Regions from separate parts of the Homo sapiens genome. Here region 1 is linked to region 2. A link is an interaction called in ENCODE POLR2A ChIA-PET data of the cell type or tissue named here. Cell type or tissue: Panc1. All regions are shown on one strand. Each heading gives the region's core, and the rest is flanking DNA. Links, peaks and the distances in the headings are about the cores only.

Region 1 (12,606 bases), core at 2,931-10,930, 100 kb after region 2:
CACCAACAGATGTTAGGCAATAATCCATACTGTTATTCCACGCAGCTGTGGGCTGCAGCAGGGTGAGGAGCCCATGGTGATCTGAGGGTCTCGCCCTCGGGTCTCTTCACTGCTCACCACTGGGGTGAGCTCTCCTCTGAGTCGCAGCAAGAGGGCCGGGCTGCATCCCTGGAGTCCCAGCTGCCACCATCCCGTCTGAGATTCCTCTCAGACTCAAAGGGAATAATAAGTGTGCTTCTCTGGTAATTTGTTGTGCCTGGCACATAGAAATCATCCAGGAATTGTTAGCTAATATCATGTCTGTACTCTTTAATGGACAAACATTTCCTGGCGCCTACTCTTTGCCAGTCCTGAACTGGGATGGGACCACGCTACATACTGGGGCTCTGGAACCAGCCTGCCTGGGCTTGAAACCAAGCTCTGACACTGACCAGCTGTGTGACCCTGGGCAACGTACTCCTTCTTTCTGGGTTTAAAATGAATCCTTCATCTGTTTCCTCACGATAACCCAGAGGTATAAAAAGGGATTCAATGGGTTCACTTGTAAAGAGCTCAGAACAGTGCCTGGCACGCGATAAACTCTGTGAGTGATAAATTAAAGGCAGGCCACAGGCCCCTTTCTCCAGGAGCTCAGCCTGGTAGGGGAGTCGGCAAGGCTTAGAGGCCACAAGGCTGTTGCCTGCGGCGTAGAAGCGCTGGGCCTGAGCTCGGAATGCTTCCCGGAGGATGCGAGGGGCGGGCGCTGCGGGGAAGACGGTGCTACTCCCGCGCGGGACCGCGTGATGTTTCCGAGTCAGCGGTGAAACCTGCGGCTTCCGCGCGTCCTTTAAAAATACAGGTATTTAGATACACACCGTGGCGTCGACTTAAGGTGAAATCTAAACAAAATGAAAGGACGGGAGCTATTCTGATTTGGCCGAACCTGTGCCTGCGGGCTGGGAATGACCCAAGGAAACGAAGGGACGGCGGAGCCAGTGCGGCGGGGGCCGGGTGGGAGGCGGTGGCCTCGTGCTGGGGACCCCCAGCCCCGGCTCGCCTTTGCCGGGAACCACCAAGCTAATTTTTTTCCCTTTCTTTTTTAAATAAACCTACCTTCCTTCCCCCATTTTTTCCTTTTAATATCGCTGTTTATCTCCATTTTTTTTAACTGCGGCGTGTTCTTGTTCGATTTTAAAAAATACTAAAAATAAAATGAGTCCCCTAGGTGCCTCCCTGGCGCCCTAGGCATGGAGAGCTCATGCCTGCGCCACCCTCATCTCCGCTGGCTTTGCCACCTCGGAGGCGCCCCACACTTCTCCTTTGTTTTGCTTTTCTCTGAGCCGGTTGAGTTTTCTTACCCTGAATGCGTCGTTTATACAATTAGCAACTGAACACAGAACAAATATCACCGATATAATTGGGGTGGGGGTCGCCATGTAAACACGGGGTGTTGTTACTTTAGGATACTTCTGACCCTGTCCCGGCCTGAGTCCTCGCTCCCTGACTCAGCATCCACGCAGGAAAGCCTCGCCCCAGCCAGGCAAGGGCAGTCCCTGCCGGCTCCTTGAGTTCTGCCGTCTACAGCTTGCCCCATCATGAGCCTGGATGTGAGGCCTGAGATCCTCACCCCACTGGCAAGAGTCTGGGTTCTGCTCAGCGCGGCCTGGAGCCATTCTGTCTGCATCTTTACTGGAGAGACATCCACAGTGTGGCGGGCTCTGGCTTCAGGAACACTCTCCCCAGTATGTGTCCTGTGTGTTTCCCAGCTCCCGTTCCCGCTTAGAGACTGGATGATCTTGACCACCCACGTAACCTCCTCAGTTTCCCGGTCTGCAAATGAAGATGGGTTCGGTGAGAGAACTCCTGTATACACTTAGCTGGGGTTGCTGGCATTTGGTGAGCCCTGGCAGATGCCAGCCAGCCGTTGTTAGCCTTTGTGAGCGCCTTGGGAAAGCTGCAGGAGATCCTGGGTCACTCAGCTGGTCCCCCAAGGGAGAGTATGACACATAAAGAGGGAAGTATCATGGAGAAATCCTCGTGGTATAACGTTAAGTGAAATAAATATTGTTTCTAATGCTACTGCAGACACCTGTAAGGTGAAAAAGGCCCACAGGAGTGCGGGACGGAGGCCACAGCGATCTGGTTAAGAGCAAATACGGGTCATTTCGGATAGAAGAATTTCCCAGTTGTGTGAGTTAGGCCTGCTGGGGCTGTGGGCTGGGGCTGCCTAGCAGGAGAGCACCGTCCTGCTTAGGAGCTGGTCTGGCAACCTGGAGGAGCCTCAGTGTGTCCCTCCGTAAGACTGAGACAGGAACATGTTAAAGACTCGCAGCAGGGTCACAGGCCCAGGAGGTGGAATGCCAGGGCTGAGCTGATCATCCGGCTCCCACTCCTGATGGCTCTCTCTAGCTGCCAGCTGGCCCAGACCTTCAGGTCCCTTCTTCTACTCAGCCAAGCCTTGAGCACAGCCCTTTCCTCTTCCTTCCCACAGCACAGCCCAGAACCCTGTGATGGTAGACTGCCTGCACTCCACTGCCCTTGTATCCTACTGTGTCCAGTGGTAACACTGGGTATAGACAGTGGTTGTACTTAGAACCTCCTGGCATCCTCCCCTCTTCCACGGGCGTGTGGCACTTACCCAGAGAGACACCACAGGCGCTGGCGGGGCTGCATGGTTCCTGGTGAGGCAGTAGGACAGCTCCTGGTTGTGCCAGGCCAGCCTGGCGACCCTTACTGGGAGTCAGGGGAACATTGAGAAGCACTCGGTTCCTGGCTGCCACAAGCAATGCTTTGGCTGTGTCAGGGAGCTCTCAGCCGGATGCCCCAATGCCCCAGGCCTCCAACTCAGTGCTTCCTGGGCAAAATATCAGAAAAACCCATATCCAGTGAGAAAACAAATCCTCAACTCCCTCTGGCTTTGGTCCCTTTTAAAGACGTATCTTAAAAAGATCCTGGGTCAGTTCCTCAGGCTCTGGGGCTGGTGATAGAGGAGCTGGAGGTCCGGTCCCAGCACCTGCTGACTGGCGATCCTGGATGCGAGCAAGGTGTGTTTGTTATCCTCATTTTACAGACAAACAAGAGCAACCACCGCCGCCGCCGCCACCACCACCACCGCCACCACCACCACCGAGGCATGCAGTGGGCAAGTCCCATAACAAGCAGGGTTTAAACTTGATTTCGCTGAGCCTCAGTTTTCTCATCTATAAAATCAGGACACTAGTAACATTTGTTGGTCAGAACTATGGTGAAATTAAATGCCCTAAGGAAAGGACATCAGTAAGGTTAGGGCTTAGGGGCTCCCTTGACCATGTGAATTTATGGGGCCTCACCACAGCTGGAGGTGAGCACCATCCGCAGGACACCTCTCTGGGGTCCAGCCTCGGCACTCAGTCCCACGGGCAGCTGATGAGGCCCCGACGTGGCATCTGGGGGCATCTGAGGAGCCTGAGAACGCTTGCCAAGGGCTTGGGTTCTTGGCTTTTCCATCTGGAAACAGGCTAAGGAGTTCTTTTAAGTGGGATGATCACGGTGCTCTCCAGCTACAGAGGGCCCAGGTTCTTTTGCTGTCCATTTAATGCCCAGTGCCTGGAACCGTGCCTGGCACACATTAGGATTCAAGGAGGGGAGCTTGGGAGCACAGGGAAGGCGGTCTCTGAAGTGAGGCATCCTGAATTTAACCAGAGTTCGACTAGTACTGGCTATTTGCTCGCAGGTAAGTCATTAAACCTCTCCGGGCCTCAGCTTCTAAACTTTAGGATTTTTTTTTTTTTGGATTATTGAGGATTATATGAGACAATCTCAGAAAGTGCCCGACACGGAACCAGTATGGTTCCAGCAAGGGTTAGGTTTTATTAGTATCAATGTTATCAATTTGCTCAGGGAATGCCTGTGCCTGAGATCTGAGACCAGTCCCGGGCGGCCACCTCTCTCCTGCTTCTGAAGCGCCGCAAGCTGAAAGAAGCACACGTGCGGGGTCAACGCACTCTCTTTAATGGGAAGGGGATCGTCATTTCTTACAGCAATAGGTAAAAACATAAATACGGGTGGGTGCGTGGGCGGGCGACGGCGAGATAGCAAAGGCCCGGGCGCCCGGCCCTGGCTCGCGGAATGGGCGGCCAGATCTCAGGCCCTGCGTGCCCGAGCTCAGTCCCAGTTCCAACCGGGGGTGCCCATGGACTCTCGGAGGGCACTCCTGGGGGGACAGCTAAGACACCAGGCTGCAGGATCACTCATTGCACGCTGCATAATCGCCGCCACAAACTCTCCCGTGCGCAAGAACAAACGCGCGTGGGACAGAAAAAGTTCCTAGGTCTCCGCAGGAGTGAATGCAAAATCCAGGGGACTCAGGGTCATGTTGGGAGCCCCTTCTCCCCCCGAGAGTCAGGGAGCTGTTGAGGTGGGATCGGTCAGGGTCGCGCCACGCGGGTCCCTTCCCTACCAGGCTCGGATACCATGCAGCGTGGACACTCCCGAGTTGCTCTGCGGAATCCCGGGGCTCTGAACCGCATTCAAGTCCCCGACGCCGAAGTTCACGAAGTTGTTGTTGGCGGCGGCAGTGGCCGGCTGCGCTGGGGAAGGCCCGGCGGGGTAAGCGGCAGTGCAGCTGTAGCCAGGGCTGCAGGCCGCGCCGCCGTAACCCGGATAGGCGGGGTAGGCGTTATAACCGTAGGGATTGAGGCCCACGCCGTAGGCAGGCGCGTAGGGCGCCGAGTCCCCTAGGCATGGCTTGCCATCGCGCACCAGCACTGGCACCGCGATCCTGCGGGCAGGCGGCGGCGGCGGCGGGGGCAGCCCCACCAGCTCCAGAGTCTGGTCCTGCCGCTGCCGCTTGCACTTGTAGCGCCGGTTCTGGAACCAGATCTTGACCTGCGTGGACGTGAGTTTCAGCACGCTGGCCAGCTGGTCGCGTTCGGGGGCCGACAGGTACCGCTGCTGCTTGAAGCGCCGCTCCAGCTCATAGACCTGCGCCTGCGAGAAGAGCACGCGCGGCTTCCTCCGCCGTCGCGCCCGGGGCCGCTCCGCGTTGTCCGCCTCTGTCTTCTCCAGCTCCACCGCCTTCTGCAGCGCGCACAGCTCTGAGGGGGAACAGAGAGGCAGAGAGACGCTTGGTAAGAGCGGCTTGACCTACGGAGCGCGGCCGCACAGTAATGGTAAGGGATCCTCGTGGAGGCCACTGTGTCCTGCCTGGAGCGCCCAGCTGGCTGCGGCTCACTCTGCCAAGTGCACTGGGAGCCACCGACACGTCTCACTCAGCATTTGTAGAAAGTCAGGCTGGCTCAAGGCGCTGGAGAACAAAACGGGAGGTCTCTGCCCTCGGGGCAGTTCACACCCTGGTGAGGGAGACAGACGGTGACTTAAAATTTCAGGCTGCAAAAAAAAAAAAAATAAATAAAAAAATAAAAAAATAAAAATAAAACCAGGTGATGCTCTGGGGTGAACTGAATTAGGGCTAGTTTGGTTTGAGAAGTTAAATGAACAGAGGCCGAGGCCTCACTGCTAGGGACGGTCTTATCTCAAAATTAAGGAATCAAGAAACAGAAGGCCAGGGAGTGTTGGTTTGGTGATCGGAGGCTCCAGCCTGGCCGCAGCAGGGTTTGCGCAGTGTCCAAGAAGCTGCGGGTGGGCAGGCGGCCTCGGAACCTGCCTTGCTGGCTTCCTCGAATTGGTAGCGATCAGTTCTAGCCGCCGTGCCCGCCCGAATTTGTTCCCAGGCCTCTGCTCCTCAACAAACCTATGAATTCTCTCCCGGCTGGCAGCGGCCCTTCGCCCAGCGCTTCGCCCAGCGCCTGCGGCCTCCCGGGAATCGCCCGGGCTCCTGCCTTGGGCTGGGGGGTCTCCCAGAAGGCCCCTTTCTGCAGCGGGGCCGGCCTCCCTCCCCGATCCTGGGATGGCCTGCGGGATGATCCCGCACTCATCTCGTCCACTCCCTTGTGCCCGCGGTAGCGCAGCATTTCCTAACTTTTCCACGAGGGAACCTCTCCGCCCTGGCCGCGCCGGCAAGTTGTGCTGAAAAAATAAAGTGAAGTCAGATTCCTGAGGGTCCGCAGTATCCCATTTTAAAATCAAGGCCCTCGATCCCAGACTCCACTTTCCTGGCGCAAAGAAAGAAAGGCACCAGAAACCCGGGTCGTGGGTGGGCTGCAGAAAGAAGGTCCAGGACCCTCCTCCGATTGTACGCAAAAGCTGTCTGGTGAGCAACATTTCAATTTCTGTTTAGCGGTTCTCATCAGATCTTTAAAAAGATTCGTAAATCCAAAGGAGATTTAAAAACAGAGATTATCTGCTTGTCTCTCTGTTCTGTCTACCATAAACCGATTTCTCAACTTCCTACCAGACCCAGGAGCAGAGCCGAAGCCGCCCGGGGCTTTGTTAGGCCGGGGGGAAACGTTTTTTGGTCTCTTGCTTCTGATCCTTTCAATCCGGCATTTCCTCTGAACCTCCGATTGGACGCGGGGCGCGGGAGCCTGGCGACAACACCAGGCATCTTACATTCTGAACCCCCCGCCGCAGCCCAGCCCTCGGCCCAAGGGCGCGTGTCTCCTCCTCCTGGCCCTGAGTTTCTTGGGGACGAAAGCGACCCAGGAGGGGAGAAGGGGGCCTGTGTTTCCTCCTCACCTTTCTTTTCGGCTCTAGGGTCCTTGGCTGGGTCGGGGTCGCTGTAGGCACGTGGATAGAAGGCGGGGGCGGCGGGAAAGGCAGACGCACACTTGGCCGGTGAAGGCGCGCGGCCCAGCTCTGCGCGCAGCTCTGGGAGGCCCGGCGCAGCCGCCTCGGGCCCAGCGTAGGCCTCTGGCTTGAAGGCGGCCAGCATGCAGGAGGAGGGCGCCAGGGTCGCCTCCAGGCGGGCAGAGAGCTCTCCGGCGGCAGCCAGGCTGCGCTGCTGCTGTTCCAGGTTTAGGATGTCTTTGACTGAGAAGGGCGTGGGCGTGAGAGCAGGGCTGGGGAACATGGTGGCAGCGCCAGTCTCACAGCGCCAGGTGGGCGGCAGAAAGCGGCGCTGCCCACGGCCCCTGGCAGCTTCCCTGCATGGTGCCGCCGCCCGCCCGCGCACCCGTCGGCCAGCTCTGGATGTGTCCGGGCAGCAGGTAGCGCTGAGCACAAGGGGCAGGAGAGGCGGGACCAGGCCAGAGGAGGGGGACTCAGCCTGCCATTGGGCCAGGGGCCTCGATGACAGGAGCGATGAGCAGTTTCGTGTCACCTAATATAGTCATACGGCAAAAAAAAAAAAAAAAAAAAAAAAAAAAAAAAAAAAAAAAAGCCCTGCCCAGCTTTTTTAAAGGGGCCACGACGCATTTGGAAGGGTCTCCTTTTGCTCCTGCAGCCTGCGTTTGCTCCCTAATGTGAGCCTGAAAAGCCTACCAGAGGCATGCAGAGTCAGGCCTCTGGGCAGGGCTGGATGGGTGTGGGTTTGAAGAAATATTCCTCAGCACCCAAACCAGCATGGGAGAGAGAAGGATGGGGTGGGAAGCGGTGGGGAGGAGAGTGATTTGAGGAAGGCTTTATTACTGAAGGTGGTGGGATGAGGGAGAGTCTGAATAGGAAGAGAAGCCTGGAGGACAGGGCTGGCTTTGGGGATAGCAGCAGGGCGAGATTCTGGACAATTCGGGGGTTTGGTTTGGCTTGGCCTACAGGGTCAGTCATGCCGCAGGCTCTGGGTGCTTCTGGGCGAGTCAACGAAAGTAAGGGCAAGGTGAGTGATGGCCAGGTGGGGTAGGAGTTGCTGCCTCCTACAGTAGTGTTATGCACAGCACAACTCCAGGGGGCATCAGTCACTGCCAGTACCCTCCCAGGGAAATGCCTCTCCCCTTAATAATGAAATAAATCAGGAATCCCAGCTGGTAAGCTCAGCTTCCCAGGAGACACCTGTCTTGTGGAGTGCCCCAGCTACCAGCCACCTTGTTTCCCCTGTTTGGAGGCCATCGATCCCACCTCCCTCCTTCCCGTGCCCTCCCTGCCTGGCAGCAAGGCCCTCAGGCTTCTGCCAACCTCGAGGTTTCAGGGTCCTAGCCCAGGTTTAGCTCTCAGGGAGGCGGGGCTCCTCTGAGCCCAGCTAGGCCAGGATTTCTCTGAGGCCTCTGGGCCGGACTTCCAGTGGGGCACCCCTGCGGCTCGGTCAGGCGCGTGGGGGAAGGGCAGGGCAAGTGGGGTGATCATGATCATTTTTAGCCCAGGGTCAGTAGAGTAGGGCACAGAAGTCAGACAAATCTGCCAGAGTTTCAGGAGCGCCAGCTACATGGCCAGATCCTGCCCGGGTGGCCTCATTTCTCTGGGTCCCCGCACTCCTTGGGAGGTCTGATGAAAGCTTGGGGTCTTCTCCATTCCCCAGAACACTGCAGAGAGGAGTTTTATTTTGCTTACAATTCAGGAGTCCGGGCAGGCAGAGCGGGCCCAGGTTAAGGACGCCTTCTAGAGCTGGGGATGACAGGATTTGTCAGTGGAAAAGCGTTGGCTTCTCACGGCCCTAGCTGGTACAGGGAACCGCGGGCGGGAAGCTGGGCGGGACGCGTGGACTTGCTGAGAATGGGGATGTGGAGGGCTTGGCTCTTTGCGGAGTGCGGGTTGGCAAGAGGCGCTTGGAGTAGAATAAAGGCGGCGCAGGGCCAAAAACTACCTAAAGACACAGCTCCCGCAGGCGCGCCCAAGGTGCGGAGGAAACGCTCCATGTATGGGGACAAAATAGTGTCTGTCCAGAACGTACATCTTGGGTGCTCAAACCCGACAGTGTGCCGTCTGAGACGCCGACGCAAGTGAAGTCAAGCATTGGCCTGATGTTGGGACTTTTCCTGTCCCTCATCAAAGCCACACTCCCAGGACCTGGGGCCTCCATGCTGGGGAGAGAGGTGAGCCCCGCAGGGCAGCCCAGGAGGCGCGCAACGCCCTGACCCCGGCTTCTAGGCGCCAGCCGTCAGTAACAGGCCTGGGCTGCCACGCCGAAATCACGCCTCGAGTTTCTGAGCCAGGGACTACTGGGGGTCTGGAATTGTTAGTCTAGTCTGTGGAGGATGCCTTTTCTTAAATGTGGGGCGTTCAAGGCCCAGGAAACCTCGTCCCCCCACCTCTTCACCTCCCAACCCAAATTCTCCTTGGACGGAGCTGCATGTCAGCGGCCTTGCGGCCCTTCCTCGCCTGGACTTTTGGCCACGTTACCGTTATGGCTGTAAATTAACCTAGCTTGGGGGCCCGCCTTGCCTTTGAAGATTGTTTTCGAGCGCGGGCGGGGGGGGGTGTCGTTGGAGAGGATGCCTATCGCCGAGGCGGTGACGTCTGGCAAACGAGCCACATCCGATTCAATTAAATGTCTCGCTGAAAAGAGCTCGGAACGAGGGTCCTGGGAGCGCTGTTAAGTGAATCTGCTGGCCAGGCGGCTCGCGATGACAGTTTGAAAGATTAGTGTGAGCGGACGCCTGAAATATTACCGTTTAATGGGGGACATCGAGGCTACATCCGGGATCCCTGTTTTTAGTAAGGTTTTTTTTTTTTTTTTTTTGAGAGCTCTGGAGAAAGAAAAAAATTAGCATTGCCCTTGCAAATCAAGGTGGCAAGGATTTATTTCCTATTTTCGGGTAAGGGGGCTTCCTAGAACTGTCAGTCCTGTGGGTCAGGTGTTACAAAAAGGGAAGGAAAAAAAACTCTCCCTATTTGAACAAGATCAGTGACTGTTACACTCTCTATGCTCTTTGTGAATCGGGTAATGATTTCTCTTGGCTTCCAAAAAGGTCTTGGTGTTGCAGGAGAGAGGAGATGGGGCAAAAACGGACAAATACGTGCAAAATAGAAATTGGGGCGACCCATGCTGGTCTCCTTAGAGGAAAGTCCGAGAGCCATTTGCAGCTTTTCTTTCCAGTCCTCACTGTTTCCGAGTGAGTTAAAAAAAAATCCCTCTAAATAGATCTAAATAGAAATTGCAATAGTTGGGGGTTGGGTGGGAGGAAACTTGATTCTCTGGCCCCCAACAGGGACACATCTTTTTTTCCCAAGGGCCGCTGACCCAACCTGGCCGCCTCTCTGCGCCGCACTTTGACCAAACTAGCAGGACAAACAAACAGCCTTCAGCCTAGAGAAAGGCAGAGAGAGACAAAAGGAGAGAGAAGAGATCGAAAATCTATCTGTGTATTTCCTTGACTTTTAAAGAGTTGGTGCTTTAAGATAATCCAAATTCCAGGGTGGCTCGAGCGCATTCTCCGTGAATAAATTATTATTAATTGAAAAGCGATCGGCGCAGCCGGAGCCGGCCCCCCTTTCGTGCAATCAGCAGGGCTGGTCGCAAAAGGTATATATGATTAATTGAAAGATAAGCTGGAACTATCACCGGGAATGTCATTAATGCGCTGGGGAGACGTCCATTGGAGACAGGCGGCGTTATCCGCGGCTTTATCTTCAACAACGCCTCGCTCTCGGCCCGCGCGGGGGAAACAGATGGGAGTTTCTGTCTGGGACGCTCGCCCCATGTTTATATTTTGGGAAGAATCGCAACTCGTGGGAGTCCCCGGCTGGCCCCCTGATAAATGAACATTAGCACTTTTTCGGACTACTGTATCAACAAAGGGGCTGCGGCGCTGCAATAATTGGCGAGAAAGCAAACAGAGGGCCGAGAGCGCGACTCTGCTCTTCGTCCGGCTGATGGATGAGCAGCTCCGGCTGCGCGCCGGACTCCCGGCCTCGGCCTCCGCCTCCGCCTCCGCCTCCGCCTCCGCGCTGGGCCCCTCCGCCGCCCGGCTTCCTTCCTGGCCGGGAGTTGGGGGCGGGGGGCGACTCTGAGGGCCGCCGACCTCGCCCTTGGCTCCGGAAGAGTCCAGGCGGCCTCCGCGGCACCGGATTTTTCCTGCCTCGGGACTCGCCTCATTCAGGTGGCTCAGCTGGCACCAAATCCTTCTCATTTCCACGCTTGTTCAGTGCCCACGGGGTGTGCCAGGCGCTCTCACGGATCTCGTCACGGATCCTCTTATTCCGACTGCAGGCCTGAGGAGAATGAGGTTCAGAGACGTGGAGTAAGTTGCTCAGGGTCACACAGATGGGAAAGGACAGTGTCAGGGTGTTAGGATTCGAACACACAGCTGACTGCACAGCTGAGACTGTTTTCTTTTATTACACGTCGCTGCGCCCAAGACCGTACCAACTGGAGGAAGAGCAAGACCCCCACCATCACCCCCCACCCCGCAGCCAGGGGAGAGGACCAGGCTGTTGGATTTGAGATGCCAGGTCTCCCCAACCTTCATAGACAAGGGAGATTTCCTGCATAAAGTTCATTTGAGAAAGAGAGGGGGAGAGAGGAATTTAACATGCGTTCATTTCACTTCCGCCTTCCCCTCCCCTCGCTCTCCCACTTTTCCTTTCCCTTCTCCCTTCCCTCTCCTATTTTGATAACAGCTTTATCGAGATATAATTCGCATACCATACAATCCACCCATTTAAAGTATACAGTTCAGTGATTTTTAGTATGTCCACAGAGTTGTGAAACCAACACCACAATTTTAGAACATTTTTATCACCCCAAAAACAAACTTGTGGTCTTTAGCCATCAACTCCAATCCCCTCTCCTACCTTCCCAGCCCTAGGCAACTGCTAATCTATTTTCTGCCCCTATAGATTTGCCTGTTCTGGACATTTCATACAAATGGAATCATACAATATGTGGCTGTTTGTGTCTCGCAGCGTTCACTTAACATAATGTTTTCAAAGTTCGTCCATGCTGTAGCACGTATCAGCATCTTGTTCCTTTTAATGGCTGAACAATATTCCATTGTATGTCTATGCCACACTTCGTCCATTCATCACTTGGTAAACATTTGGGTTATTTCCACATTTTGTCTATTATGAATACCCCTCCAGCCCACTTCTACCTTACAGTCTGAAGCTTTAGAGTCCTTGAAAGGGCCCTTCCCCCTCCTCCATAATTAACCCTATCCTTCATGGGCATGGCATCTGTGCAGTCTCACAGGGCCTGAGCTTGGTTTAATGTTCCGCTGTTGCTGTCTTAAAACTCTTCATAAGTTTTTAAGCAGAGTCTCCACATTTCTATTTTGCGCTGAGCCCACAAACTATGTAGTCAATCCTGCTTTCTGGGCTGTCTGAGCAGAGCACTGGAAATACTAACTCTCTATTGCCTAGCTGGGTTTTGGCTTCCTTCCCTCACCCCCCACCCCTCCCCAGCCCCCTGCTAGCCAGCTAGGACAGACAGAAAGTCTCCAAGCTGCTTTAAGAGCTGTCCATGGAAACTTGCTCAGCCATAGGAAGGGCCTAGAGCCCACAGAAGGAAAGAGCAGATCCACATGGCTAGTGGATACTGTGCGTATGTGTGTGTGTGTGTGTGTGTGTGTGGCTGTGAGGGGAGAGGCTAAAAGAGTGGACCGTAGCTTTCACCCAGCTGCCAAGTGACTCCACAGCTTGGTCACTGTTGGATTCTTGGCCTGATTTTCTCCATCCCTTCACCTACATTGAGTGGGTGCCCACTATGTACCAGGTGCTGGGGTTGCACAGCCCAAGATGCACAGACCCTGAAAAAGGCAGGCGTGTGTCAGAAAGAGCGCTGGCCTCTGAGCCCGCGGTGGGTGTGGTCCTGCCTTTTCAGCAGTTGGCTCATCTTGAGCATGTCTCTTTTCCTGTCTGGTCCCCAGTTTTGTGTCTGTC
Region 2 (12,606 bases), core at 2,738-10,737:
TAAATATTGATAATGCTGTTGCCATACATGTCTTAAAGCTTTTGGTAGTTTGTTCCTACCTTCTTGAATGTTCCTAGGGATACCTTATCACTTGTAAATGTTTTCCATGGGTTTATGGTTTTGCCATTTAGTTGCTCTGTTTTTATATGGGGAAATGAAGATTAAAAATCTATGTGGTGGCTGAGCACAGTGGCTCATGCCTGTAATCCCAACACTTTGGGAGGCTGAGGTGGGAGGATCGATTGAGGTCAGGAGCTCAAGACCAGCCTGAACCTGGAAGGTCAAGGCTTCAATGAGCAGGGTGATTGCACCACTGCACTCCAGCCTGGGCAACAGAGTGAGACCCTTTCTCAAAAACAACAATAACAACAACTATACAGCTGTCTTCCCAGAATTTGCCTCTGGACCAGTTTAAATGGGTTGGAGTTTCTTTTTCTTTTTTTTTTTTTTTTTTTTGAGACAGTCTCCCTCTGTCACCCAGGCTAGAGTGCAGTGGCACTATCTTGACTCACTGCAACCTCCGCCTCCTGGGTTCAAGTGGTTCTTATGCCTCAGCCTTCTGAGTAGCATGTTCCACCATGTGCAGCTAATTTTTGTATTTTTAATGGAGACGGGGTTTCACCACCTTGGCCAGGATGGTCTCAAAGTCCTGACCTCAAGTGATCTTCCCGCCTCAGCCTCTCAAAGTGCTATAGTCATGAGCCACTGAGCCTAGCTGAGTTTCTTTTTCTTTTCTTTTTTTTTTTTTTTTGAGATGGGGTCTCGCTGTGTCACCCAGGATAGAGTGCAGTTGCACGATCTCGGCTTACTGCAACCTCTGCCTCCCAGATTCAAGCGATTCTCCTGCCTCAGCCTCCCAAGTAGCTGGGACTACAGGCGCATGCCACCGCGCCCGGCTAATTTTTGTATTTTTAGTAGAGATGGGGTTTCACCATCTTGGCCAGGCTGGTCTCAAACTCCTAACCTCGTGATCCACCCACCTCAGCCTCCCAAAGTGCTGGGATTACAGGCGTGAGCCACTGCGCCTGGCCTGAGTTTATTTTTCTTAAAGGTAATTTCTCTGTCAGGTTACAAATTCTTCTGGAGTCATTTTTGATAATTTACGTATTCCTGAAAAATTACTTCCTCCTGGGCCTCAAATTTATTAAAAGTGAGCAAAGCATTTTTGTTTGATTTTTGATTTCTTCTATATCTGTTGTTACTGTTCCATTTTCATTTATTATTTTGTGTCTGTTCTCCCTTATTTCTTGATTCATTATAGGTTATTCTACTTTCTCCCCCCCAAAACCAGCTCTTAACTTACCAATTCTAATTTCTTGAGTTGTTAGATGCTTAATTTTTTTCTTTTTATTCTTTCTTGACCATTCATATAAATAACAGCCTTTGAATTTTCTTCTTAGAGCTACTTTAGCTGATTAAAATTCTGACATAAGTTCTGATTTGTCATTTTTATTGTTTTCTGAATACTTTGAAATTTTAGGTTTGATTTACTCTTTAACCCAAGAATTCTTTGAGAGAGATTTAAAATTTCCCCCAGCAGGTAGGGATTATTGTTTTCTAGTTTTATTACTGACCTCCAGTTTTTTGTGGATTTATTGAGATTTTCTTGGCTACCTAATATAAGATTACAATTTTTAATGTTCTGCGGGAGTTTTAAAAGAAGATGTATTTTCTGTTTTATAATAAGATTCCCACATATCGACTAGGTATTTTTAATAAAGTTTTTTCCTTTTTTTTTTTGGTGTGGCAGTCCATTTACTCTGTGTAGAACTGAGAAAAGTTCCCAGTAATGTATTTCAGTTTCATCTCATATTTTCTGTGTTTTTGCTTCTGAATGTCAGGATGTTTGAATAGTATTTATTAGTACTAAATCTGCATTATGAACTACAGTTTTTATCATCACGAAGTACACTTCTTGTCTGGTATTATCACGAATGCAGCTTTCTTATTATATTTGTTTGGTATTGTTTCTAATCTTATTATTTATATTTGTTTGGTATTCCTTTGTCTACTCTTTTATTTTCAATCCTTCTGAATCATTTTATTTTATTTTATTTTATTTATTTATTTTTGAGACGGAGTCTCGCTCTGTACCCCAGGCTGGAGTGCAGTGGCTCGATCTCGGCTCACCTTATGCTCCGCCTCCCGGGCTCACACCATTCTCCTGCCTCAGCCGCCGGAGTAGCTGGGACTACAGGTGCCCGCCACCATGCCCGGCGAATTTTTTGTATTTTTAGTGGAGATGGGGTTTCACCATGTTAGCCAGGATGGTCTCGATCTCCTGACCTCGTGATCCACCCGCCTCGGCCTCCCATAGTGCTGGGATTACAGGCGTGAGCCACCGTGCCCGGCCTCTGAATCATTTTATATTAGTTACATCTTTTTTTTTTTTTTTTTTTTTTTTTTTTGAGACGGAGTCTCGCTCTATTGCCCAGGCTGGAGTGCAGTGGCGCGATCTCGGCTCACTGCAAACTCCACCTCCCGGGTTCAAGCGATTCTCCTGCCTCAGCCTCCCGAGTAGCTGGGACTACAGGCACCTGCCACTGCGCCCGGCTAATTTTTTGTATTTTTAGTAGAGACGAGGTTTCACCGTGTCAGCCAGGATGGTCTTGATCTCCTGACCTCGTGATCCACCAGCCTCGGCCTCCCAAAGTGCTGGGATTACAGGCATGAGCCACCGCGCCCGGCCAGTTACATCTTTTTAAAACATTTTAGCCAGGTGCAGTGGCTTACAGCTATAATCTCAACATTTTGGGAGACCAAGGCAGGAGGATCACTTGAGCCCAAGAGTTCGAAGCCAGCTTGGGCAACATAAGGAGACCCCATTTCTAGAAAAAAAATACAAAAAGTTAGCCAGGCATGGTGATGCGAGCCTGTAATCCCAGCTTCTCAGGAGACTGAGGCGAGAGGATCGCTTTTGCCCAGGAGATGGAGGCTGCAGTGAGCCAAGATCGTGCCATTGTACTCCAGCCTGAGTGACAGACCTCATCTCAAAAAAAAAAAAAAAAAAAATACACACACACAAAACATTTTAGTTAAATTAAAATGTAACTTAATTTTAATTCAGATATCAGAAAATTTTTTCTTAGATTTTTTTGTTTGTTTGTTTTTTGTTTTTGAGACAGAGTCTCGCTCTGTCGCCCAGACTGGAGTGTAATGGAGTGATCTCAGTTCACTGCACCTCTGCCTCCCAGGTTCAAGCGATTCTCCTGCCTCAGCCTCCTGAGTAGCTGGGATTACAGGCACATGCCACCACGCCTGGCTAATTTTTGTATTTTAGTAGAGACGGGGTTTCACCATGTTGTTCAGGCTGGCCTCAAACTCCTGACCTTGTGATCCACCCACCTCGGCCTCCCAGAGTGCTGGGATTACAGGCGTGAGCCACCACGCTCGGCCTAGATTTTTTTATGTAGCATGTATTTGGATTTTTTTTGTTATTTATTCTGGAGGTTGTACTTTAATAGGTGAGTTTAGCTCATTTTTAAAAAAATTGATCTATGTTTGGTTTTAGTGCTGTCATCAAAAGATCTGCTAGAGTTTGTTTATGTGGCCTTTTTTTTGCCTTTACATGATCCATTATGGTTTCACTTTTGTTTGTATCCTCTGATAATTTTCAAAGCTTTGTGTTTTTACCTTGTGGATTGGCTTTTAACTGTAACATAAAATGTATACTTATTTTGTCTGTCAACTTTTCATTTAAGATTTTAATCCTATAGAAAAGGAGAAAGAATTGTACGATGAACATATATGTTTCGTTCAACTGGATTTACCAGTTGTTTTCACTGTTCTTTAAAATTCATTGCTTTTTTTTTTTTTAGAAACCAGTCTCGCTCTGTCACCCAGGCTGGAATGCAGTGGTGCTATCATAGCTCACTGCAGCCTCCAACTCCTGGACTCAAGTGATCTTTCAGCACCAACTCCCAAGTAGCTAGGACTACAGATGTGCGCCACCATGTCCAGCTAATTTATTTATTTTTATTTTTATTTTTATTTTTATTTTTGAAATGGAGTCTCACTCTGTCTCCCAGGCTGGAGTGCAGTGGCGTGATCTTGGCTCACTGCAACCTCTGCCTAGCAGATTTAAATGATTCTCCTGCCTCAGCTGACTCCCAAGTCACTGGTCGTACACCACCATGCCTGGCTAATGTTTTTGCATTTTTAGTAGAGACAGGGTTTCACCATGTTGGCCAGGCTGGTCTCAAACTCCTGACCCCAAGTGATCCGCCCACCTTGGCCACCCAAAGTGCTGGGATTACGGGCATGAGCCAGCTCACGTGGCCAGCAGCAAACTTATTTTTATGTTTGTAGAGACGGGTTCTTGCTGTGTTGCCCAGGCTAAGCTCAAGTGATCCTTCCGCCTCAGCTTCCCAAAGCACTGGGATTATAGGCATGAGCCACCCCACCCAGCCCTCACCAGTTGTTAATATTTTGCTACATTTGCTTTATTTCTACCTCTATCTACATGTGTATTTTGGACAGGGAATATTTGAAAATAACTCGTAAAAATCATGATTCTTTGTCTCTAACTATTTTAGCCTGTATTGCTTGAAAACAAGGACATTCTCTTAGCCACAACGCCAGTGTCACATCCTAGTGCTTCAACATTGATATAATATCTAATATGGAATCCATTTTCCCAGTTGTCTCAATAATGTCCATTATAGCATTTTTTTGTGTGTGTGATCCAGTCGAGGATCATGCATTGCATTTAGTCATATCTCTTCTTTTGTTTTCTTTAGTCTACATCAGTCTCCCCATCTTATTTTATTTTTATGAAAAATCCAGGTCTTGTAAAATGTCTCAACATTTGGATTTATCTGTTTCCTCATGACTAAATGCAGTTAGATTTTCTGGTAAGAATACATCATACAACCTTTTCATTCCATCAGTCAAGAGGCACATAATATCAGATTGTCTCATTATTTGTCATGCTAAGTTTGATCACATGGTTAAGCTTGTATATATGTATACACACACACACACACACACACACACACACACACACTTTTTTTTGTTTGTTTTTGGAGACGGAGTCTTGCTCTGTCACCCTGGCTGGAGTGCAGTAGTGCAATCTCAGCTCACTGCAACCTCTGCCTCCTAGGTTCAAGTGGTTCTCCTATCTCAGCCTCCTAAGTAGCTGGCATTACAGGTGCCTGCCACCATGCCCAGCTAATTTTTGTATTTTTAGTAAAGGCAGGGTTTCAACTTGTTGGCCAGGCTGGTCTCAAACTCCTGACCTGTGCTCTGCCCACTTCGGCCTCCTAAAGTGCTGAGATGACAGGCCTGAGCCACCATGCCCGGCCAGTATTTTTTATGATATCTTTTGACTTCTTCCTATGAGCAATGACAAATATATTTCTTTTTTTTTTTTTTTTTGAGATGGAGTTTCACTCTTGTTGCCCAGGCTGGAGTGCGGTGGCACAATCTTGACTCATTGCAGTCTCTGCCTCCTGGGTTCAAGCAATTTTCCTGCCTCAGCCTCCTGAGTAGCTGGGATTACAGGTACCCGCCACCATGCCCAGCTAATTTTTTGTATTTTTCGTAGAGACAGGATTTCACCATGTTGGCCAGGCTGGTCTCAAACTCCTGACCTCAGGTGATCTGCCTGCCTTGGCCTCCCAAAGCGTTGGTATTACAGGCGTGAGCCACTGCGCCCAGCCGACAAATTCTTTTTCCTTTCCCTCCCCTCCCCTCCCCTCCCCTCCCCTCCCCTCCCCTCCCCTCCCCCCCTCCCCTCCCCTCCCCTCCCCCTCCCCTCCCCCTCCCCTCCCTCTTTCCTCCCCCTCCCCTCCCTCTTTCCTCCCCCTCCCCTCCCTCTTTCCTCCCCCTCCCCCTCCCCCTCCCCCTCCCCCTCCCCCTCCCCTCCCGTTCCTTTCCTTTTTTTTTTTTTGAGGCAGAGTTTCACTCTTGTTGCCCAGGCTGGGGTGCAGTGGCATGATCTTGGCTGGCCCCAACCTCCACCCCCCGGGTTCAAGCAGTTCTCCTGCGTCAGCCTCCCGAGTAGCTGGGATTATAGACATGTGCCACCACACCTGGGTAATTTTGTGTTTTCAGTAGAGACAGGGTTTCTCCATGTTGGTCAGGCTGGTCTTGAACTTCCGACCTCAGGTGATCTGCCGACCTCAGGTGATCCGCCAACCTCAGGTGATCCGCCTGCCTCAGCCTCCCAAAGTGCTAGGATTACAGGCCTGAGCCACCGTGCCTAGCTGACAAATATATTTCTATTTCCATCCTTTTTATTTTTCTTAATACTTAAAAAAATGTACTTATACCTCTGTTATTTGATTTAGTGATTTTATCTTTTGGTCTTACTATGGAAGATGAGGAAGATGAGAAAATCTACATACTTATGCTGCTCCCACCTTTCTCCCTCTTCTCTTCCAACATTTCTTATTCGTTCATTCACTTTTTTAAATGAAGAAAAGGAAACTTAAACTGTATCCAGTAATTATAAAAATGACCCAAAACATCCTTCAGGTCTATATTTTCAGTTTCATGGGTGAAACCTACCCATGGAACTTGGTGAGTTTAGAGTAATTGGAAGAGACTGGCTGAGAGAACAGGGAAAAACCAGGGCGTGGGAAGCAGTGCCTGTCGGCAGCCTTTGGGTTTGGGTTTGGACTGTTATTTGGACTGTTACACTTGTCATCTACCTCACTTTAAATGTTGGTTTATGATTTTTCATGGCTATCCTTGGTTTGACTTTTCTAATCTTAAAATTTTAGACAGTAATATGAAGGGTAGCATTGTTTTCTGAGCTGCAATAACAAGTGCCAGGGAATTCATTTGGGACCAGTATCAAGCTGAGGGCCACACCTGAACCTCAGTTTTTACCAGCTCCTTCCCTTCCCTTCATGGCCTTCCATTTTTGTGTCTAGATGTGCCTTTTATTCTTCTCTTCAGGTCTACCAGTTGCTGGGCAAACCTCAGAATTTGTTAACCAAGTGTTAGAGAAGACTGCAGAAGGGAATCCCACTGGAGGCCTTGTAGGATTAAGGATACCAACATCAAAGGTGTAATCAGCCTCATTGGACCACTGGTCAGAAATGTCTGCGTTTTGTCACGTTATCCATTGTAAATTTTCATTCTGTTTTGCATGTCAGTTAGCATTATGTAAACATTTACAATTAGGTTACATTGTTTTAAGAACTAAGTAGCATAAGTGAAGCATGATCCAAAATACTTGATTATTGCATTTTCAGAGCATAAACCATGATTAAAACTGCTACTGGCATCAGAATTGAAAATCATATGTTTAAGTAAATGTTAGGTACAGATTACAAAAATCTGTTAAAGCAAAACATTTTGGAGGAGTGAAATAGTAAAATGCCAAGTATTGTGGCAGATTTATGCTCTGAACCACACAAAAAAATTGAGGAAGCATTTTTTTAAACAGTCGGTTTAAATTGTTTTTAGAATTATTGCTTTTTGTTCTAATTTTCCACAACCATTAATCTCACTTGTATATGGCACACCCAGCACTTGTGCCTGTGGGCCATATTAGATGTTCATTGTCAGAGCTCAAGATGATATATATAAATATATATATATATATATATATATACACACACACACACAAATGTCTGTGCAAGTAAGAAAAAAAAAGCATATTCTTTGTGCCTTGTATTTTGGGGAAACTCTAAAACTGGTAATATTTTGTATGATGAAAACCCTAATGAGAAAAAACAAGATATATAGATGGAAAAATTATGGGGTTTAAATGTTTTTTTGTTCCAACTCTTTTTCAGATTTTTTGAATGTATATAGGACTATGTTGAAATGTAGATATATGCCACAGAGTCTGTGTATTGTATAAAAAACAAAACAAAAAACAACAAAAAAAAGATGGCTCTAGAAAACTCATATTTCGGTACTTGACCGGAAGAAGACAAATACTTGCACATTATTGCGATTGTTTTATTTTTTGTACCAAAGACAAATGCAACTGATATGGCAAACTGCCAGTCTAAGTAAAGTTTTGCACAGCTTACATGATACTGTATGAATGTATGAAAAAAAAGGAGAAAAAAAAGAAAAAAAAAGGTCAGGGTTAGGGATCTTACTGAACTGTGAATTTTATTTCTGTTTGGGTCCAATTATCTACAGAAGGAGCATCCATACATACAAATATTATTTTGCTGTTCCTCTAGTTCGCTTCCATAGTAGATAAGTTGGTGGCCATTTAGATGTCTTTTATTTCTGCACTTATTGTAGGAAATTTTAATATATTTCATTTTAGTAAGCTATTGATAAAATAGTTTTTGACTTTGAAAATTAAAATGTTTATTTAGCTTATTGTAGTATACTTCCACCAGACAACAAAATAGATTATTTTTATTGTATTATGTATATATATATATGTAAAGAAAGAAAAAAGCTAAAAATATCTAATTCTTTAGTTGCCACTTTTCCGATTGATGTATTATTGTGCATGTAATATTTTCAAAGATCAACACAGGCTAAAACAAAAACAATTTATAGATTTTTATATTTTTGTACAGGTATTTTCAAACTAGCTTCTTCAAACTTAACATGTGACTTATTCTTCTATAGTTTCTAGAATTGAGAAACATTAACACATTTAGTTTTTAGGTGCTCTTTTTTGCTCATATAAAACAGCTTCATTAGTCAGTGTTTTAACTGTGTTCAAGCTTTACCTCTTGATGAGAAATTTCTTATGTCAAGGCAGCATTATAAACCTTCCCCCACAGATTTTTCCATCCTGTCTCTCTTACTGTTTTATTCTCAAATCTTGTGCTTTGAACTCTGAAAACTGGTGGCTTAAAAACTAAAAAAAGAAAAAAAGCATATTTAGCAAGGAAAAAAATACCAAAAATTTCAGGCATAGCTGCTGGAAAAATTATCTATTTCTCCATTACCCACTGTAGGATTTCTTTTTTAATTATACTTTGACTATAAAGTGTCAAAGTATAATTTGTTCTTTTCTTTTACTTTGTTACCCCATTTGTAAGCTATAGCATATGAAGCTATATATATAGCTTGTGAAGGTTTGATCTAGAACACCCAGTAACAAATGAACAATGTTGCTTACCTGCTTCTTTGACATCTTAAAAAAGAAATCCAAGGAGGATTGTAAGGATTGTCTTACCACCTTAGCTGAACTGTGATGCACAAGATTTTTCTATGTGTTTGGTGGAAATGTACCTGGTTTGTACATTCACGCTAAACAGATGATAAGCTCAAGTCTGATGGTTTAATAGAATGTAAGTTCATCGTTTAAAGCTTTTCCTTTTTAGGTTGGAGAAGGCAAAACACAGGCTTGCAAGTTGGAAGTATATGAAGTCTTGACAGAGTGTGTCTGGTAAATTGAAAAGTGTTTCAAACTATGGCAGTTTTGCAATCAGGTGAAAATCACCTCATGATATTCAGCTGATAAGGTTTATAAAATTGCCCCTTTCTAGCTGCTCTGTTAGGAATTCTGGTTTTTGATACTTTTTTCCTGTCTGCAAACCAGAATTTGATTTTTTGGTCTTGCATTTCAAAAAAAAAAAGACTTTGAATCTGTTTAGTAGATTCCATATCTTTGAGTTTCAGTGTTTTATATGTACTACTTAAGTTAAATAGTTAAAAGCTTTTAAATAGTTGAGCTTTTTAATGTTGACACTTTATTTTGTACCTATTTATATATGTATGTATATCTTAGAAAAGCACTTTGTTAAAAAAAAATTGCATTTTATATGATTCCTGCCATTTGCTGCTAAATCTGGGCTGGTCAGAATGCTGCAGCGATACTTGATCTATATAAAAACCTGGCAGTAAAATGTAGAGTGAAAGTTAAATCCTCTTGCTGTTTTAACTTTATCATAAAGATGACATAGGCAAGCTGTGCAGCTTTACATTTTAACCAGGGGACTCTGTGGCATTTAAAACCGTCTAGAAATGGTTGTACTTTAATGCCAGTAATAATCTGCTTCCTCTATTGTCATTAAAATATATACGTTTAGTGTATCACACAAACCAATCTTATAAGGGTAATGTAAAAACCCCAACAATTGTACATGTTCTGTTTTTGAAAATTGTGGCATGTATTTTTGGGTGAAGATCATTAGAGAAGAGTTCTCTAAAGGTTTTCTGTGTTCATACATGGTATACAGATAGCTCATAATGAAGTCCAGAATCTTACTTTTAAGTGAAGGCATTGTGAATTCACCTCAAGTAAACCCATTGTTCCAAAGCAATTATAAACTTTGACTCTAGTACTACTATGATTTAAAAAAAAAAAAAACCAACAAAAACCTTTTTTCCTAGTTTCAGATACACTGGATTCTTTATAGAGTTTGTCTCCATATGAAAGCATGCTGTCCAGTCGCTCTTGTTAAGATCTTGTCTGAGTTTTGAATTGGGTGCCACACTTTTCCAGTCAATATAATTGCTTGTTCTACTGTACCATGTATGATTCTTGTCCTTTCCTATATCCTTCATGACAGATTATGATGTGGCTTTATATTGTGCCTTACTTGTACATTTAAAACTAAACGTCTTCATTCCCTTCCACTTCCTACATCTTTAACTTTGACCTTTTTGGTAAGAGAATCAGAACTATTACAAAAGCATCATGAAGGATTTCAGATGGGTATGGTTTCAAATTCCCTCTCTTTATAGTTATTTTATATTTGTATGAAAGACCAGTTTTGGATGGTCTTTGAATATAGGGGGGAAAGATTAGCAGTAATTTCACTACATCCCTTTTCTCTGACTTTCATGCATTTCTCATACATCTTCTTTCTGATGCTTGACTTTATTTGCTTCCTAGCAATAGTCTGCATTTAAAGAAAGGTGTGTTCAATTCATCAGCTTGAAATTGACTATTTCATTTTTCCAGGATTTTTTAGGAGAAGAGTACCCATTTTGTTTTATAAAAACAGATGACAAGTCTCTTTAAAAGAAACAGAAGTACAGTACTTTTGAAATACAATGCTGTTAGTTTGGATTTCTTTTTATATATATATATAATATTCATACAATGATCTGATGTTTGCCTTCATTAATAAAGCTGTTAGTTTATTCACCAAAATGTCAAGAATGGATGTGCTTTTCTTTATTCCACACATTTAAAAAAATTTAGCTGCTAAGATTTAATGTTATAAGAAATGAATTCAAGTTGCCTTCAGCAAGAATTAACAAAAACTTATGTTCCCTTTCTTTATATAGTTTCCTAAAATTCTGTTCAAGTATTTTCTAGTTAATTATGTAACAGAATGTTAGCATCTCTCCATATCTTGAAACTTGAATTTTGAGAATGCATTGAATTATGCTTTCAGTGTTAAAGTAAAAGGTTTCAATTATCCTTCTAGTGAAGTCTGTTGTGGAATACCATTTCCCATGGAACTGAGGCCATTTCCACAACTTTGCACAGAACTGCAGTCTTGTTCTTCCCTTGGATCATGACAAATAAGTCTCACACAGTGCCGTAATACTTGTGGATTCTTTTGTAATCTTTGTAATCTTAATAAGGGCATTATGAGAAGACGACTCCATGTTTTTTTAATACTTCAAACACATTGGGATGTAACAATGAATGTCAACTGTAGGAATGGTGGTTTCGTTTTAAGGAATAAGCATGTTGGGGAAAGATGATGAAAATGTACTACTGAAAGTTATACACTTCCATAGGCAAATGGGATTATGTGTTGAAGCATAGTCCTCATGCTTAATAAACTGACTGAAATCGTAGAAATTACACCTAGGAACTGAGCTAGGCCAAATTGCCATTTTTGTTTAGAGAGTTTTGGAGGTAGTAGTGAGGGGACAGAGCCTTAAAACTACTTCCAAACAGTATTTTGGAATTGAAGACTTGGTAACTAGTGAAGAACATCAAAGTTGGGTATTTCAATGTGCCAAGTTTGGGTGAACTAGGTTCGGTTTGCCTCTTTCATAACAATGTAAACACAATGGTGTAGTTAATTAAATTCTGGGTGGATAGGAGCAGGACTGATTACTATGTCTTGCCCTTCGCCCTTTGTTTTTTTCAGAACCAAATAACAGAAATGTGTATGTGTGTACTGTATCTGCCTTTCCACCACATTTTTATGACACTGTATTCCACTGCCTGCTTTTTTACCTTCTTTCCCTAGGATTTGTCCTACAGCTTAGTATTGTGGTTGACAGCGATACTAGGGCTGACAGCACAGAAGTCACAAGAGAAGAGTGGAAGGGCAAGAATTCAAAGCATTTGTTCATACAATGTGGCAACCTCTTTTGCATAGTTGCGTAGGATCCTGTTTGTAATGCTATCATAAATATTCTGTAGTTTTTTTTTTTTCTCTCCCAACTGGAGCTATGACACTTTTTATTGGATTCAGTCTTGTCTCTTGTCTAGAAAGAACTTTATCTTGTTGACGCATGAGCTGTTTAAAAATTATCCTATTAAATGTTGGTTAATAGTTGTGCAGTTTTTCATTTCAGATGGAAAGGCAATGCAAATTTTGCCTTTGTTTTCTGTCACCTTCCAACCCCTGAGCACTTCTAGTCAGATACAGATTCATCAGTGTATGCAACATCCTTTGTAATTTAAAATAAAAAAAGATGAAAAGAAAACGTTCTGAATTGTTTGCCTCATGTTTTCGCCCTTCCTTTCTGTACTTA

What was found. ChIA-PET counts read pairs that join two places held together with the same protein. Peaks named below come from ENCODE experiments on the same cell type or tissue, not always from the same donor. Only the 100,000 strongest peaks of a DNase experiment are listed, where the experiment ranks them.
Region 1: POLR2A ChIA-PET joins it to region 2 with 10 read pairs; 3 of 35 experiments call an interaction of 5 or more read pairs at or near these places.

Annotation. Positions count from the first base shown.
Region 1 is chr5:173,228,156-173,240,761 of GRCh38, forward strand. It overlaps NKX2-5 (NK2 homeobox 5), which reads right to left and starts at 7,051. Exons shown (of 2, transcript NM_004387.4): 1 at 6,595-7,051; 2 at 3,954-5,054. The coding sequence starts at 6,928. The coding sequence ends at 4,414. RefSeq lists enhancers at 1,031-1,697, 3,971-4,850, 4,851-5,730, 10,547-11,120. In Panc1, for the core only: no CTCF peak of the experiment used is centred there; no DNase peak of the experiment used is centred there; H3K4me3 peaks cover 1,166 bases; H3K27me3 peaks cover 596 bases.
Region 2 is chr5:173,126,727-173,139,332 of GRCh38, forward strand. It overlaps CREBRF (CREB3 regulatory factor), which reads left to right. Exons shown (of 9, transcript NM_153607.3): 9 at 6,904-12,558. The coding sequence ends at 7,019. Among named protein-coding and RNA genes, the nearest start is that of BNIP1, 12 kb to the right of the region's middle. RefSeq lists an enhancer at 2,055-2,555. In Panc1, for the core only: no CTCF peak of the experiment used is centred there; no DNase peak of the experiment used is centred there.